2 separate regions of the Homo sapiens genome follow, and region 2 is linked to region 1. Evidence: chromatin loops called from intact Hi-C (ENCODE). Cell type or tissue: MCF 10A. All regions are shown on one strand. Region 1 overlaps SPOCK1 (SPARC (osteonectin), cwcv and kazal like domains proteoglycan 1). Region 2 overlaps SPOCK1 (SPARC (osteonectin), cwcv and kazal like domains proteoglycan 1).

Region 1 (8,000 bases):
AAAGTCAAAGCCTGGCCCCTCTTTTACAGAAGCAAATGATCCAGGGGGCATACCAAATGTCCAATGAAAGGATGGCTCATCATGTAATGCTCCCTATGACATGAGTTCTGAAGAGAGTAAGGATGATCAGGCAATCCATGGCATGGCAGGGAAAGGGGGCACTGAGGTAGACCCTAAATGACAGGAGGGACTCAGACAGAATGGGTGACACATTCAGCAGGTGAAGGCTGTCTTGAGGAGGGGTCTCAAGATAATCAAATGAGATGCTTGTATATGGCCCTGCAGAGCTTTGGGCACAAAGAAAGCATGCAAGAAACATTAGCTGTTATGGCTCATTCAGTTCAACATCCAGACATTTATAAAATACTCACCCAGGGCAGCCATTATGCTAGTGATAGCAAATACAAATTGTATAATATAGCAATGTTTCTTTCAAGGATCATAACAGTAAGGCCGGGTGCAGTGGCTCATGCCTGTAATCCCGGCACTTTCGGAGGCCAAGGCGGGTGGATCACTTGAGGTCAGGAGTTCAAGACCAGCCTGGCCAATGTTGTAAAACCCCATCTCTACTGAAAATACAAAAATTAGCCAGGTGTGGTGGTGCATGCCTGGAGTCCCAGATACTCAGGAGCCTGAGGTAGGGGAATCACTCAAACCAGGGAGGCAGAGACTGCAGTGAGCCAAGATCACACCACTGCACTGCAGCCTGGGTGATAGAGGAAGACTTCGTCTAAAAAAAAAGGGCTCATGCAATATGTTAGTAAAATAAGCAAGTATGAAATAAGAGCAAGGGAGATTAAAACACCACCCAACTCTACCTGGAGGAATCAGGGGTCGGGGGTGTGTTGTGAAACCATCACTCGGAAAGGCATAAAAGAGGTGATCTTTTGGCTGACTTTCAGGATAAGTAGGAAATCACAATGGAAAGAAGTGGCCAAAAGGCAAGGTTTTAAAATAGGCATAAGGCAGGAATTAGGAGGCTTGAGGACAAGGAGAGGAGCCCAGAGGCAGGAGGTGGGTTAGGAGGCAAGTTTCTGAAGGCCTAGGTTGGGAGAAGGGAGTGGAGAGCTCAGACTTGACACTGGGAACAGAGAACAAGACAGGGAGGCCCATGAGAAGCCACAAGGAATCAAGATAAACCAACAAAGACAACAAAACTCAGTTGACTGAAGAATTTCATTCATGTACTGGAGTCTCTTTTCAAACATAATGAATAAATAAACATGCTCCCAGTGACAAAGCAGCACTTTGCTTCTATCTAAATCACTCCCCAGAGCCCGTGGTTGTAGGAGCACTGAGAGAGCACCATCTCATCCAGCATTAACTCCTCTTCTTGCAGAGGCCCCTGTGCTGGGCAGCACTAAGCCAAGGGGAAAGAGACAGAGTTCAAGAATGTGCTGGAGTCTGAGAACAGGCCCCACTTTGCCTTGCCTCCACCCAGGGACACTGGACTAGAGCCTCCCCCACCACAGCCTCCGTTTCCCATCTGTAAAACATGGACTCTGCGATTGCTTCCAGCTCAAATGCTCTGATTCTAAAGATGGGATTTCCTCTTCAGGGATGGGATGTAACACGCCTCTGTGCTGCTTAGAGGTTGTCATCTACATCCAAATGTCGGTATCACACTGTGGTTTGAAATAAAAAACTGCTTGGCAAAGTCAGCCACTGTTACTGAAGTAAGTACTCACTGTACTTCTTATATTAGTAAGAACAGCTTGATAACATTTTTACTGATCATCTACTATGCAAAGTACTTAAAACGCCTGACTCAGTCATAGCAATCTTTTGTGGTAAGGACTACAACACTCTCCTTTTACTGATGAGGAAATTACAGCTCCGAGAAGCTAAGTAATGTATCCAAGGTATCGTGGTTAATAAGTGACAAGCGGGAATAGAAATCAGGCTGTGTGGCTCCAACCCTACTCCTATCCATTATACTGCACTATCTTACTTACCCAACCTTACCGCATCTATATTTCTACATAGGTATAGATGGTTAGAAGGAGAAGGAGAAGGAGATTTGGCAAGACCCAGCTCAGGATTGCCAACACTCACCCTTTCCTCCCCTAAGGCAGACATGGCTAATCAATTACAGAATTCTTCCCCACTGACTTGTGACCACAAATCCATTTCTGACTAATCAGAGTTCAAGATGAAGCTCGATCCTTTATCTTCATCTCTGGGATAATGGAATCCCATCAGAGGGGTGTAATTTGTTTAAGGAAGCACAGCTTGTTAGTGACAGGGTTGGAAGTAGAATCTTGGTCTCTTGACTTTCGGTCTAATGGGTTGATGGTAAGATCTCCCTATGCAAAGGACAGTGCCTTTTCTAACTGACCAGAGAGAAATAATAGAAGGTATACCAAAGATGACCACATCATCAGGTGCCAGAGGAGACTGCTCTAAATACAGCCCTAACACATGGTTCTTGGACATTGCAAGTTATCCAATTAATGACAACTGTAAAACAGCATTCCTGCTTTGTTCTGATTGAAATGAACAATTTGTAAAGCTGAGAAATTAACTTCCTTTCAAGGTAACAAATATTTGAAGTTGGAATCCCAGAAAACTTGTGAATTAAGCAAAAGAACAACAATGCCACTTATTTAATCCTTCTGGAAAGACTAGATTTTATTCACGCTTTGCTGGGAAAATTGACAAGTTGTATGACTCAGCTACATCAAACAAATGAGCCACTGGTCTCATTCCTGAGACACAGCAGAAGCAAGCTGCCAGAATTGAGTCCTATAGTAGCTAGTCAGATTCTTCCCCTACATTTAAGGTGTACAACAAGCACAGGTGGTCCCAAACCTGCCCAAGGAGGAGCTCCTTCTCATCAGACCACCATACCAGACAATACCACCAAAGGTAACTAGCTGCCAGGTACCTGGGCAGAGGCGGCATGGTGATATGAAAGAAAATCATCAACAAGGAAAAAAGCAGTGCCCAGGCTGGCTCCAAGCAGGCTGAAGTGGGACAGACAAAATGCAGGGTCCCCACCAAGGCACTCCTTTGTTGTAAGACCTGCAAGGGGGAACCTTAAGGAGGCATATGAGAAGAAACCTGTTTTATACAAAGCTCTCTTCCCTAGGATCTCACCTGGAATCTCTCCAAATAGATGACGGCTGCCAAATCTGCACACAGGAAATGCTAGCATCACCCTCTTAATTTGTCTAGTAGCCTTTTACACAAATACACTGTGTTCTTTGTGTGAACCTGAATTAATGATGCTAAGATGACAAAAATCACTCATTTAAAATTATTTGCAGAGTGGTAAGTAAGCAGGATTCTGGCAGTGGGTGTCAAAAGATCCTTTCATTAAATGTTAACTCTTCCTTGTGAGAGGTGGAGTTCAGTGGAGGCAGAGGGATTGGAAAAAGTAAGAGTATCCCAACACTTAGCAGGTCCTGCCCTGGGGAAAGCCAGACATCTCCGCTGCTAGAATGGGCCTAATGAGCCAGGAATTGGCATTGCTGCAAATATGTTTCTTTATAAAAGGGGATTCATTATTCCAGGACTCGCATTTCTGAATTCATGAAGGTAAAATTACAGCAATTAAGAATCATGCCTTTTTTTCTCCAAATGAATAGAAGCTCAAAATACCACCAAACAAAACTCCAGGTCAAATTTCATGAGAAAGTATACCTTATTGCCAGAAAACACACAGATGTGTGAAGAAACAATAACTGGCATAGTGCCTTTGCCCAATGTTCTAGAGCTCATCATGATCAAAGTATTCACTGAACATATGTCTGTCCAGGCTGTGTTGAGTGCTTAGGAAGCTGAGGTCTTGGCCCTGGCTGGGCCCCTAGTCTACTTCACTGAAGATAACCTAGGTGGCTATTTTTCCTGGAGAGACATGATGATTTTATAGGGCCTCCATGGTGTCTTTTAGAGCTGCTTTGCCTCCTTAGAGTGAGCAGGTCCTGAAGAAGTAATTAGAAAATGTGAACCTTTCTAGAGCCATGGCCTTCAGGATTCTCTTGATCTAGTCTCTAAGCCCTGGGCAACCCATCCAGTACTCCATCTGCCCCAGAAGTAGATTCTGAAAGAATAGCCCAGGGTATCTAGACACCATGCCCTCCATCTAGTGGGGGTCAGTTGCATCTCCTGACCCAGGAGGGTGGTGTTTCTAGATAGAGCAACAAGAACCCATGTTTCAGAGGGAGGAAGATGGGGAGCACAGAGACAGAGCAGTGCAGAACAAAATCAAATGACCTCAAAATCATGTCCTCCACATCCCATATTGACAACTCCTCATTTCCAAAAGCACCATTTTGGTTAAATCTGTGGAAAAAGAAAACAACCTTCTCTCATTTTGGGGGGCATGTACATAACTAATCCTTTCACTTGAGTCGCCCTGCCTGGCAGTGCCCCCCAGGATGCATTTTGAGTCACTCTCTATAGCACCTGGCTGTGAAGCCATGAATGGATCATCATTTTCTAAGTATTATCACACGCAAGGAACTGTACTTTACATGGATTTAGATTACTTAATCCTCAAAGAGCCCTGTGAGGTTGTTTGTATTTTACCCCACTTTATAGAGGAACAAACCACATCACATAGGATGTAATAATTTGGCCCACATCACCCAGGTCTGACTCCTGAGTCTAGTCTCCTAACCACTATGAACTCCACTGCCCTCTAGTGTAATTGTTGGGTTTCTCTAAACAGTGAGGACACTAAGGACAAGGACTGAGTCACAGTCATCTGTTTCGTCAGCACCTTAGATAGGAATCACTGCTCAGCAGGCACTGAGCAAATGGTCACTAAGAGGCTGTGTCAGCGAATAGGTAGGTGAGTGAGTGAATAAGTGAAGGTTGCTAGTCTCCATACTGAATCCTCAGCCTTTCTCGGGCACACACATGGTTCCAGAGCAGAAAATGTTAACATTCTAAAGAAAGTCTAGTGAAAAAGTCCCCCAACTTTTATTAAGATGTGTGACTTTATATCCATGTTTTCAAAGCATCTTTGCAATTATTCTTAGAATCACTCATTTAACACTCCAGCACAGTAAGCCAACAGCCACAGAAACGTGGCCAGCAGAAATATATCTGCTTAAATAGGTGTGTCTCACTTTGAGAAAAACTGGAATATAAAAACCCAAATATCTATGTAGAAACATAAATGGGGGAGGCATTCCAATTTTAAAAGGATTCACAAGTTTCCTCTAAATAGCCTGTTGCCTTGGAAATTTCCATTTTAAATGTCTGATTTTGGCACCTTCCAAAAATTCCATCTTTTAAATGTCTGTCCATCCTAAGGTAAATGACCAATGAGTTATAGTTACTAAGAAAAGCACATGGCTTCATGTTATAAAAGTCCAGGCCCATTTCAGAAACTGCCATGTGCATCCAGCTGCAAAAAAGCACTCGAAGAGACAGCACTCCTAACCCCCCTAAAATGAAAATTATTACAAGGCAATATATATGACACACAGAGGTCTTGTTTCAAGGAATCTGTCCCAACAAAGCAAATAAAAAATTCAACAGATCTATATGTTATGAGGGTGGTTGCCTCATCTCCGGGTGTCGAAAACAGCATGAAATTCCTAATAACCGAGACCTTTACACAACATCTTCGATGAGATATTTTCAGTTTCAGTCAATGACTGAGATGACAATAGATTCCAATTTTAGGAACTTAACTGTATTATTACAGCCATGAGGGTCCAAATATCAGAACCATTCATTATGATATGTGTTTAGACTGTAACTAAGTTCATTTTCTTGGCATGAATATTCATTATTTTTCTTTAATTGTTAAAATAAAAGTAAGTGTGAATGTCAATCTTCTCTTCCAAGAAAATTAGCATCTGAAATATTTCTGTGGAGAAACAAGGCAATAATGAAAATGATGAATGAATACTTCTCCTTCTGGGAATGTACACAACCAGTTATTCCTCCCACAGCATCTCAGGGAAGCAGCGCCCACCCTCCACAGGGCTCAGGCACTGGGTTTGTTTCTGTCTGATGAGAAAGCCTTGATCAGACTCCATCTGAAAAGGTCTTCCTGGTATCTGGCTTCTTTAACACACCAATTGTCATGCTTTTATTACTATTCCCATCACAGAGGACAGCATGAAGCCTCGAGTTTTCTTGTTTTATTTAAGGTACTCAAAACTCTGGCTTTTATCATGTCACATACATACGCCATCAGGAGAGAGGACAAAGCAGCTGCAGAGTATCAAGGGATCTAAAAACACACAGGCTGCCTGGGCAAATCCAGAGTACACTAAGAAGATCTGTTTAAGTGCTTCTATTTGATTCCCGCCCCCACTTCAGAGTAGGTGGGGGGAACCTCTCTTTGGGTAAGGCCAAGCAAAATACTCTCAGGGGCTCTGTCACCAAACAGTTCAGTTTCAGTATCAGAGCTTAAGTGGGAACAAAGGCTAACACCAGTAGCTAATAAGAGCATTTAGTAAATTTGTACATTTGCTTTCTGTGTATACATAGATCATCAGGGATAATTATCTATAGGTTTAAATAAGACCCTCAATTAAAGCATTACCTCTCCTGGATAATCAGACTCTTAAAAGAAGAGCACAGATTTAATACAACTATAAGAGGGAGACCCCCTTCACATATCTGTCAAGTGGTTAGCCAACATTTGTTTGGCCTCTACTGAAAAAGAAAAAAAGACAATGAAATTCTAAAAACAGGTGCTTGAAAACAGCAAGCACATCATTTATGTGTGGGTTTAATCACTTTCATGAAGACAGACATCCTAGGTAAGTCAAATTCATTCAACACAAATTAATTGAGCACCTACTGTGCTCCATGTACTCCTTTTGACACTAGGTCTGGAATGTGCTTTCTCAAAGGGGGCCACACTGTCCCTCAAGGGAGTGAAAACTGGTTTTTGAGGGATGAAAACAAAATCTTACACTTCTTTTTACATATAAAGCACAGATAGACAAATAGCATCTAAACAGATACACAGTATATTGGTGGCTTTAAATTTCAGAAAGGGGAGAGGCAATTAGGAAAAAAAAATTTAAGTCTTCTTAGGGAAGTGATAATGAAAAAAACTGTTGAGACACGCTGATCTAGAATGGCAAAACTCCCTACTCTTACGGAGCTAATAGTCTACCAGTGACATACAGATGATAAACAAGTATCCATGCTATGGCAAAAATAAAGCAGGGAAAGGAGATAACAACTGGGCAGGAAGAGACTGAGGATGGAGACAGGAACAGACCACCATTTCCATCAATTAATTTGTCACTTTTCTCCCAATCATGATATGAGAAAAATGAACTTTTGATGACAAATTAAAGGGGTAGCCCCTATAATCCAAGGCAGCCCTGTACATAATGTGCTATAACATGAAAAAAAAAAAAAGTAAAAAGCATGACAATGAAACAACAGGTGTAGCTATGGGGGATTGTCTGTTCTCTACGTATTAAAAACAGCATGAAATTCCTAATAACTCAGCTTTTGAAATATCATCTTAGATGACACATTTTCAGCACTTCATTTGTGCCCTTTATTTTCCTCTTTCCTCACAATTGACTACGTAGTTGGCTGTCTTAATTCCAGGGACCATCCATCTGAGACTAATGATTCACCATTTGGGGCCTGCTTAATGACTCCCAATGTTATCTCCACATTTGTGAGACCCAGGTTTCAACACATATTTTCAACAATGAGATGAAATTATTCTCATTTTATCACATGTTGATAAAATAATGAGCAAAAACATGTTCTAAATGTTCAAAAAATTGCTCAAACATGTAAGGTTGTACAAGCAAAGGTGATGGTCTTGCCAAAAACATGAACCGTTAGCTGACATGCCCTGCCAGAGTTCAGAATGTCTGCCTACTCAGGAACATCTGAAAAAAAAATATAAAGCTAGTGGACAAAAGGGTCATTTGTGGGCATCAGTTCATAATGTACAAAATAAAGTTTATGAAAAAGTTAAATCTGAAAAAGTTGGAATCACCTTAGTGCACGCACCTACTAAATAATAAGAGAATGGTTAAGAGTCATTTCTTGAA
Region 2 (8,000 bases), 91 kb after region 1:
TATATGGTAGTGTACATATCCAACGCCCAGTAAATATTTGTTAAGTTTCCACACACTAGGAGATAAAGATACAATTATGTACAAAAGCAAGACATGATCCTTATTCTCACAGGACAAAGCTGGAGGCAGGCCTTTGCTGATGGAAGAGCCCAGCCACTTAACTGCCGTCTCCAAAATCATTTCTAACTACCAAACATACATACCCATAAGCCACAATGGCACAGTTTTGATTTACCTACTTTTCTCCAAGAACTGTTTATGCTCTCAGCCAGGGAGAAAAAACACGGCCCCACCATACAGCTAAAGCTCTCAGCCAACATGTTCTGCCACACCATCATGAGCCAATTCAATTCTGCTGCACTATGCTGAAGCTTCTCTTCTCACCATTTTTTTTGTGTTCTGGTCCATGGTTTTTACCCATTGTGGGTAACACTCATAATGGTTTGCAAAAGTTGTCTAGCAAAGGAAGAATCTGGCACATGATGCTAAAATGCCAATTTCCCAGATAAAAACCTACAGAACACAGAGCAAAGGCCAGCAGGCTTTTAGTCATTGGTGACCACTTCGGTGACTTAGAGAGCACATCATAAAAACTGCTGCAGCCTGGATGGACTGCCCTGCAGTTGTCAGAAATTGAGAGTATAATAGGCAAAGATGGATGCCTGACATGGCCTTGAGGACTTTGCCTGGAAGGGTGACTGCCAACATCTGAAGACTAGAACGCTGTGCTGCAGGGGCTCAAGTGTCATGACCTTGCATAGTGCTGACTCAGTGAGCACTTTCATTTCCAGGAACACATCCTGCACTAAACCAGGTATGCATTTCCATAATGACAAAACAAGGTAAATGTCCAAAAGAAATGAATGTGATGCCATGAGCCATGAAGATTAAAATGATGATATACACAAAGGGCTGAGCACAGTGCCTGGCAGTTAGTAAATGCTCAACAAACAGCAGGTGCTGTTAGCCTTCCTATTATCTCCCCTATTGAACTTTACTACAGAGCAGGAGCAATGTCCTATAGTTCTTTGTATTCCCAACTGGACTTCAGCCAGTGCAGGGCATGCAAAAGTACTAAAAAGATATCATCTCATTAATTCTACCAAGATTTTTCAGACACACAAAGCCTTTGGACTAAGTTGACTGATTCTCATCCTTACCAGTCATCTGCCTATTTGATCTCAGAACAATTCCTGGCTCTGCCTCTCCTCTGCTCTGCTCTGTATCAGAGAGAAAAGCATTTCTCATTCTCCTTTGACCTCTGGCTGCAGCAAGGCAGCTTTGTCCAGTGGGAGGCCCAGATGGAATGTTGGAAGGTAGAAAACCAGAAGCCAGGGCATTTCTCCCCAGCTTCCCCTGCTTTGAGGGGCACCTCAGCAGTGAGAGAGCAGTGCCATGCATCTCTTCCAGGGCCCCGGTTCCAAAGGACAGCATATCTGCGGTTCCAGCTCCTACCAGAAGGCCCTGGCTCCTGGCCTCTGGTATCATCACTGCCTCCTCCCGTGTGACCCCTAGCCCAGGGGTGGTAGCAATTTCTTGCTCCTCTCAGCTCTTTCATCTCCTGTGTAACCAATTCCCTGTATAAAATATTTTCCATTTAAAACACCTATTATGGGTCTGTTTTCCTGATTGGACCCTGACAGATACACCATCTAAAGAAGAATTTTTATACAACCATCCTATGGAGTACTCAGCAGCCATTAGAAACAATGATACATATCTAAACATACTGATGTATAAAGATGACTGAGGGTTATGGTGAAGAGAACCAGAAGACAGTGAAACAGTGTTATACCCAGAGAGCAGACGTTGAGAAGTATGCACATTTACACACTTAAAAAAAATGACTGGAGAAATATACATAACATTTTGACTGTGGTTATCTCCAGGTGGTGAGATGCTGGATTTTTTCCCCCTTCTTTGTGCTTTTCTAAAGAATTTGATTATTCTGTAATGAGTAGGAATTGCTTTAATATCAGAACAAAAAAAAATTTCCCATTGCATTTTGGGGAAAAAGTCATCTAAAAGTAGATAGATCTTCAGTGTGAAGTGAAGGATGCATACATCATTGCCATCTTTCTTTCTCCTCTGTAACACTGAGAGACTCCCAAGGGGAACAGCTTTCCAAACTGGTTCCTGGCACAAGGAGAGGGGCAGCAGAGAGCCCATAAGAAAACTGTATGGATAAGGAGAAGGGCAAAGAGTTCCTGGAATTCCTGCTCAGGGTCCCAGGTGCCAGGCACCTCCTCTGTGGGCTCCTCTTGGCCGCCCCAGCCTGGTCTCCAGGCCTTTGTCCTCACCACCTGTTTCAGGAGCCCACTCCAGCTCCCTAGGAACCAAACCAAACCTCCCCTCCTCCTGAAGCCTTGCCCACTTTCTCAGCCAGGCATTGTTATTCTCCACCCAGTGCCTGCTCCTTTCCTCTTGGGACATGCACTAAACACATCCTATGTGTCTGATGAGTACATTGATCCTCTGTCATGGGTTGAGTGCGCTATAACCTGATTCTCACTCACTGTAATTATCTGTTAATAACAAACTCAAAAATGAGCCCAAATCCTGGTCCTGCCACTTAAAATCTGTGTTTCTATGTGTGCAGATTACTTATCTTCGCTGAGCTCTAAGTTAAGGCTACAGAGACTTATCACATAGAATGATCCTGAGGATTAAATAAGAAAATGCATGTGAAGCATCTAGTATCATGCCTCCCAAGTAGGAGGTGCTCAAACAGTGAGTACCCCCCATTCAATTTATAGTTTCTACTTTTCCAAGAGGGTCTGACATATCACATGTCATAGGCATTCTATAAATAGTTGTTACTTAATGTCTCTTTTTCCACATATACATCATTAATCTAGTTACCGAGGAACCTTCACTCAAAATTGCTTGCCTCTTTGTACAATAACCCCAGAGGCACAAAAGCCTAAAGAGAGCATAGACTTTCAAGCCAGGATCCTGTGATTCTTCCAATTCAGGTGGCACCACTCACTAGCTGTGTGTCTCAGCCAAGTTACTGAACCTCTCTGAGCCAGTTCTGTAGAATGGAAAAGACATTACCTTCTTCAAAAGGAGTCTTAAAAGGATTAAATGAGAAAACGTAGGCGCAAAGTGCTTAACACAGCTCCCAGCATGGGCAGTCTCTATAAATAGAAGTTCCTGTCTCTCCCATTTAAATGAATGGCACCAAGCTTTTCTGAGCTCAGGAAAAAAGTAAGCAGACCTCGCTGTAATTATAAACACCACAGCATAATGGCATCCAGGTGGAACCATGCTAGTGTCATCCTCATTTAAGAATTTTATATCGTCTACTGAGTTATTAGCTATAAGAAGCCATTCCCCAGAGGAGACTACAGTTGAAATAATTGTTTTGAAGAAAGTAGGGTGGATCAACATGCCAGAATCATTAATCATCAAAACAGCAACATATACTTGATGAGCTGGCCTCTGTGGAACTTGCTTTCTGTGACGAAAGGAGAATTTGCACAAAAATCTCCAGCCCTGTCATCCAACAACTCTTTGGCATTTTTCCTATATCTGCCCTGTTCCACTCAAACAAAGTGGGAATCTGCATCTGAAAATGACAGTTCCAATGGAGGATGGACCTCATCATTAATTGCTGCAAAGCTGCAAGGGTTTAATGGGTTTATTAATGAATTAATAATTTGGAGAACACTTACTGGCTATTTTCTACTGAATAACATCCATGTAAAACTGCAAAAGCCACCCAGGAAATGAGAAACTATGATGCTGAACAGAAGAAAAAGCTACCTCCCCCAGATGCAGGTAACACACAGCTTTAAAATCAATTTGACCCTCATGACAAAGGAACAGAAGGACTGCTCAATTCCCTAACACAGGCACCCTCTGTGAGGGAACAGGCCTTGGGGAACCCTTCTCTCATTCAAGAGCAAACCTCCGGAAGGCCAGTCTGAAAATCTATGTGTTTTCCTCTTAAAAAGCACATTTCCAAATGGGTACTAGGATCTCAGGCCACAAGGTAGAGCCTCTGAGTGTTGGTTTAACAAACAGAGATAATCCAAAAGGGATAAATTCAAAGTCATCTCTTTTCCCCATTGGCTTCAGAATGTCATGGTTTAATTTTAACCAGAACAAAAGCACTGATCCCAGAAAAAAAAAGATGAATCTTCTGGATACCTACTATGTGCTAAGCACCTCCCTACATTCTCTTGTTGAGGGGTGGGAAGGAGGGTGACTGCAAATTTCTGTCTGTTCCTGAGCCACCATGCTAATGTTTGGTTTTCAATCTGGACCGCATATTAAAACCACCTGGGGAGTATTAAAACATACCACTGTCTTGGATACCTTACAAATGTTCTTCTTCCATAAATAATTACAACAAGCATATATAACAGATAAGGATATTCCCACTCTGTTAAACCTCAGTTTCTTCATCTGCAAGCATAAGTAATGTGTCCAACATAATTTTAAATAATTTCAAACTATCTACTCCGCTCTTTTCCTTCAGTCTAATCTTTACACACACATAAGCACATGTGTACACTTTTATTGACTTTTCTCCTTTTGATAAATATCATGTATACTCTGAAAAATATATAAATATGTAAAAATTTTAAAATAATCACCTGAAAGCAGAACTCCCAGGAAGAATCACTGTTAACATTTTGATGTCTGCCTAGTCAGTCTTTTTGTATACTGTTTTTTAATTATGAAAGAATAGGATAAGTCTGTACCCAGTCTTTTGTAACCTGCTTTTTACACTTAATAAAGCATGAACTTTGCTTCATATCATTAAATATTCTACAGCATCATTTTAGTGGCTGCCTAGCATCGCAGTGTATGCCTGTGCCCTAATTTACTTAGCTCGCCTGAATTAATTAGGCTTTACTGTCTGACAAAAGTTAGTCTTCCATTTCTATCCCCAAACTAGAAAAATCAGGTACCCAGGTATTTGAAAATGTGGAGACACTTTCATTGCTTGGCACGTAGCTCCATTAATATGCCAATTCTTTCGGGTACTTCTTTTTCAAAGAGATCCTAGTCACATCTCATTTCAATAAATGCCTGGAAACCCCCTAGGGGATGGCTCAATATTCAAACTCAACTCCCTTAAATCCCTAGCAGCAGAGCTGGCCTGAAAGAGCTTACCATGCCTGGTCCCAGGCAGCCTGCTGTCAGGAGAGGTGGAGAGGGAAGGAATGTCACAGGTTCCAGACTCCAGGGTCTGGCCTAGTCTTGGGACCTCAGAGGGTCATGGATCTGCTTGATCTCATCCCCACAGCACTCAAATGAGAGAGACCTCCTCCAGGAGGGTTGGAGAATAAAGCAAAAAATTGCTGAGGCCTTCAGGAAAACCATGCCATAAACAGTCAAAACCCTTTGTCACCACACTGGTGAGGAAGGACCAGAATTTTGGTTGTTTTTTTTAAATTTTTTGTTGTTGTTGTTTTCTCTTAATTTAAATTCAGATGCTGGGTTACGAATTATATTATTCCAAGAAGTGCCAATGCAGGAGCCCACAGCTGTCAGGAATCTGGGGTGGTTTAGGTTGGAATGTGTGCTCTTTCAGGAGCAGCAGGCCCATCCTTCAAGCACACAGCGAGTAGGGTACAGTGGATAGGGTACAGTGGACAGGAAAGCACCCACAGGGGCTGTGTATAGAGGTTCTGAAAAGAGATGCTCTCTCTGCCCCAAAATCCTACTTCTATCTCTCTCCCATCATCCCCATCCAGTAAATTGTCCACTTGCAGGAGATTCCTTTGTGTTAGGAGGACTTCTCTGAAGACTAAATGCTACTGGAGGAGGAATGCCCACTTCTGTGTAGATCTGAAGGATGACAGCTACCATCAGGCCACAGTCAACCAGGGACAGGCCCATTTTCCTACTGGCAGGTAAACATGAATCCCAACCAGGAGTATCCTGGGTTGCTGTCTTCCCCGTGCAGCTCCTACAGTAAAAGAAAGGCTAGACCCAGGAGAACACAATGCCACCTACTTGGGGTAACAGAGGGTGGGGTTAAGTTACCTGGACCAAAATGTGTCCCTACCATCCATTCCCAAAAGTGCCTGAAATTCCCACAGTTAGAGTCTCTCCTAAAAGCCCAGTGGAGATGTGTGTGTTTTAATAAACATAAAGCATTATACTTTTGGAGCAACACATAAGCCAGTCCCTGCTATACTCATTAATTCTATTAGCCTTATTGATAGGACACTACAATCATTTAGTTGGAAGTAGGGATGAGGTATGGGCACACAGAAGAGCCAGACATTGACAGGACAAAAAGATTAAAGAGAAGAAAAGTAAAGCCCAGCATTTTGCTTCAGAAAGTGTCTTACCTGCTGCAAGGGGTGGTCTCAGGAAATCATCAGGGCACAGGCCGGGCACCTGTGACACCCACCCAAAACAAGGACACCAGCAGCCTCAGAAGGGATCCATAGGAGAGTCACAGGCTCCAGCCTGCCTCCTACCTCCTCTTAAAATGAACCTGACCCCATTCTTCTAAGCTCCCAGAACATATTGCTACTTTGCACAAATATAGATGCTCTGGGGAAAACAATCATCCAAGTCTATCCAAGCTACAACCCACTGCTTGGCCAGGAGGCCACCCTACCCTACCCAGCTGCTGCCTATAGTTCTTCCAGAGCTCCTTGGACCAAGGGCATTTACAAAAGGGTTGCATTCATGCATGACAGGAAAAGGAACCATTTTCCTACCTAGCTCTTTCTGATCATATACTGCAAGGCTCCACATCCTGGGGGAAATGAAGAACCCCTTTATAAATGCTTCCCACAGAAGAGAGCAGCAGCAGAACTGACATACGCTCACAACAGGGAGATAAGGAGACTCTGGCTAGAGCCTGCTTTTTGTGTTCCCAGATGGTCCTGCACCACACCCACCTGCAGACATCCAAGCTCTCCTCCCATCGTCCTCTCAGAGCTCCTTGTCTCTAGATCATCTCAATTCAGTTTGGCCTCAAGCTCTGAGCTCTACCCCTTAGGCTTTCCTGCCCAGGGGCTTTATCCCAGTTAACCCTCCATTTCTCCCCAGCCCCTCCCCAGCCTGACAGTCTCTGAGGACAAGCAGTGCCCATCTCATTTCCTTTTCTTGGCTCATTTTAATTAACAAGGCAACCAGGCACATCACTGCTCATCAGTGAATAAGGACCAGAAAACATCATTCTCTCACATGATACTGGGACAATTCTTACTTTCTAATACCAGTTCAAAGGCCTCCAAACTCCAGCCTCACAAACGCTACCATCTCTGCACTCTAGTATCTCCACCAGCTTCTGTGGGCTTGATTTAGAAGTGACACATGATTCCACAGAAGGAAGACAGGACTTGGCACATAACAAACCTGTACTGCAACCCCAGTTCTTCCAATGACAAGCTTTCTGAGTCTCATTTTCCTCACCTGTACAACAGAGATAATAAAACCTGCTTTGGGGATTTTCAAAAAATTAATTAGAAATGCCATCTATAAAGCACCCAGCAGAGTGCCAGGAACACACACTCTGTTCTCTATGAAAAGTAGCCAGTATCAGTATTTGTCACCTGTCTATTGTTTATCCACAGCTACAGTCCTTAGCTATCGGTTTACTGCCTGGCTCTATTTAAAAGGACATATGGGATCCTGCCATATTTAAAGGTTTTAGAGTGCATGGACCACGTTTTCCATGTTCTCTTTACTCCTCCACTGCCTCTCATCCTGAGCTCAGCACCAGCACCAAGCAGGTGCTCCATAAATTAGGCTCTCAGGACAACCCCAGCCAGTTCCATGTCTTTAATTGGCTTTACTGAGATAGTAGTGTTTAAAACTGTCTGTCCACCTACATGCACCAGCTCAGTCTCAATACCCAGCAGAAATGAGTTGTCTTCAGGAACATTTGAAAGAGTGGCTGTATGCACCAAAGTCAGCTTCAGTATGCACCAAATCCTGTAGCTTCTCTAAAATAGGAACCCTCACCTGTCTGCTTACCCCTGCCAATCCCGACAGGTCCCTACTCTTCTCTGATAGGGAAA

The links. Peaks named below come from ENCODE experiments on the same cell type or tissue, not always from the same donor. Only the 100,000 strongest peaks of a DNase experiment are listed, where the experiment ranks them.
Region 2: it touches region 1 in a loop (3-fold over the local background); 3 of 110 quality-filtered maps call a loop at or near these places.

What each region holds. Positions count from the first base shown.
Region 1 is chr5:137,215,978-137,223,977 of GRCh38, forward strand. All of the region lies in intron 3 of SPOCK1 (SPARC (osteonectin), cwcv and kazal like domains proteoglycan 1), which reads right to left. Among named protein-coding and RNA genes, the nearest start is that of SPOCK1, 280 kb to the right of the region's middle. RefSeq lists a silencer at 4,621-4,770. In MCF 10A, a CTCF peak has its summit at 4,655 (motif pointing left); DNase peaks (open chromatin) are centred at 2,694 and 4,674.
Region 2 is chr5:137,307,114-137,315,113 of GRCh38, forward strand. The region is part of intron 2 of SPOCK1 (SPARC (osteonectin), cwcv and kazal like domains proteoglycan 1); the gene reads right to left. Among named protein-coding and RNA genes, the nearest start is that of SPOCK1, 190 kb to the right of the region's middle. In MCF 10A, no CTCF peak of the experiment used is centred here; a DNase peak (open chromatin) is centred at 3,438.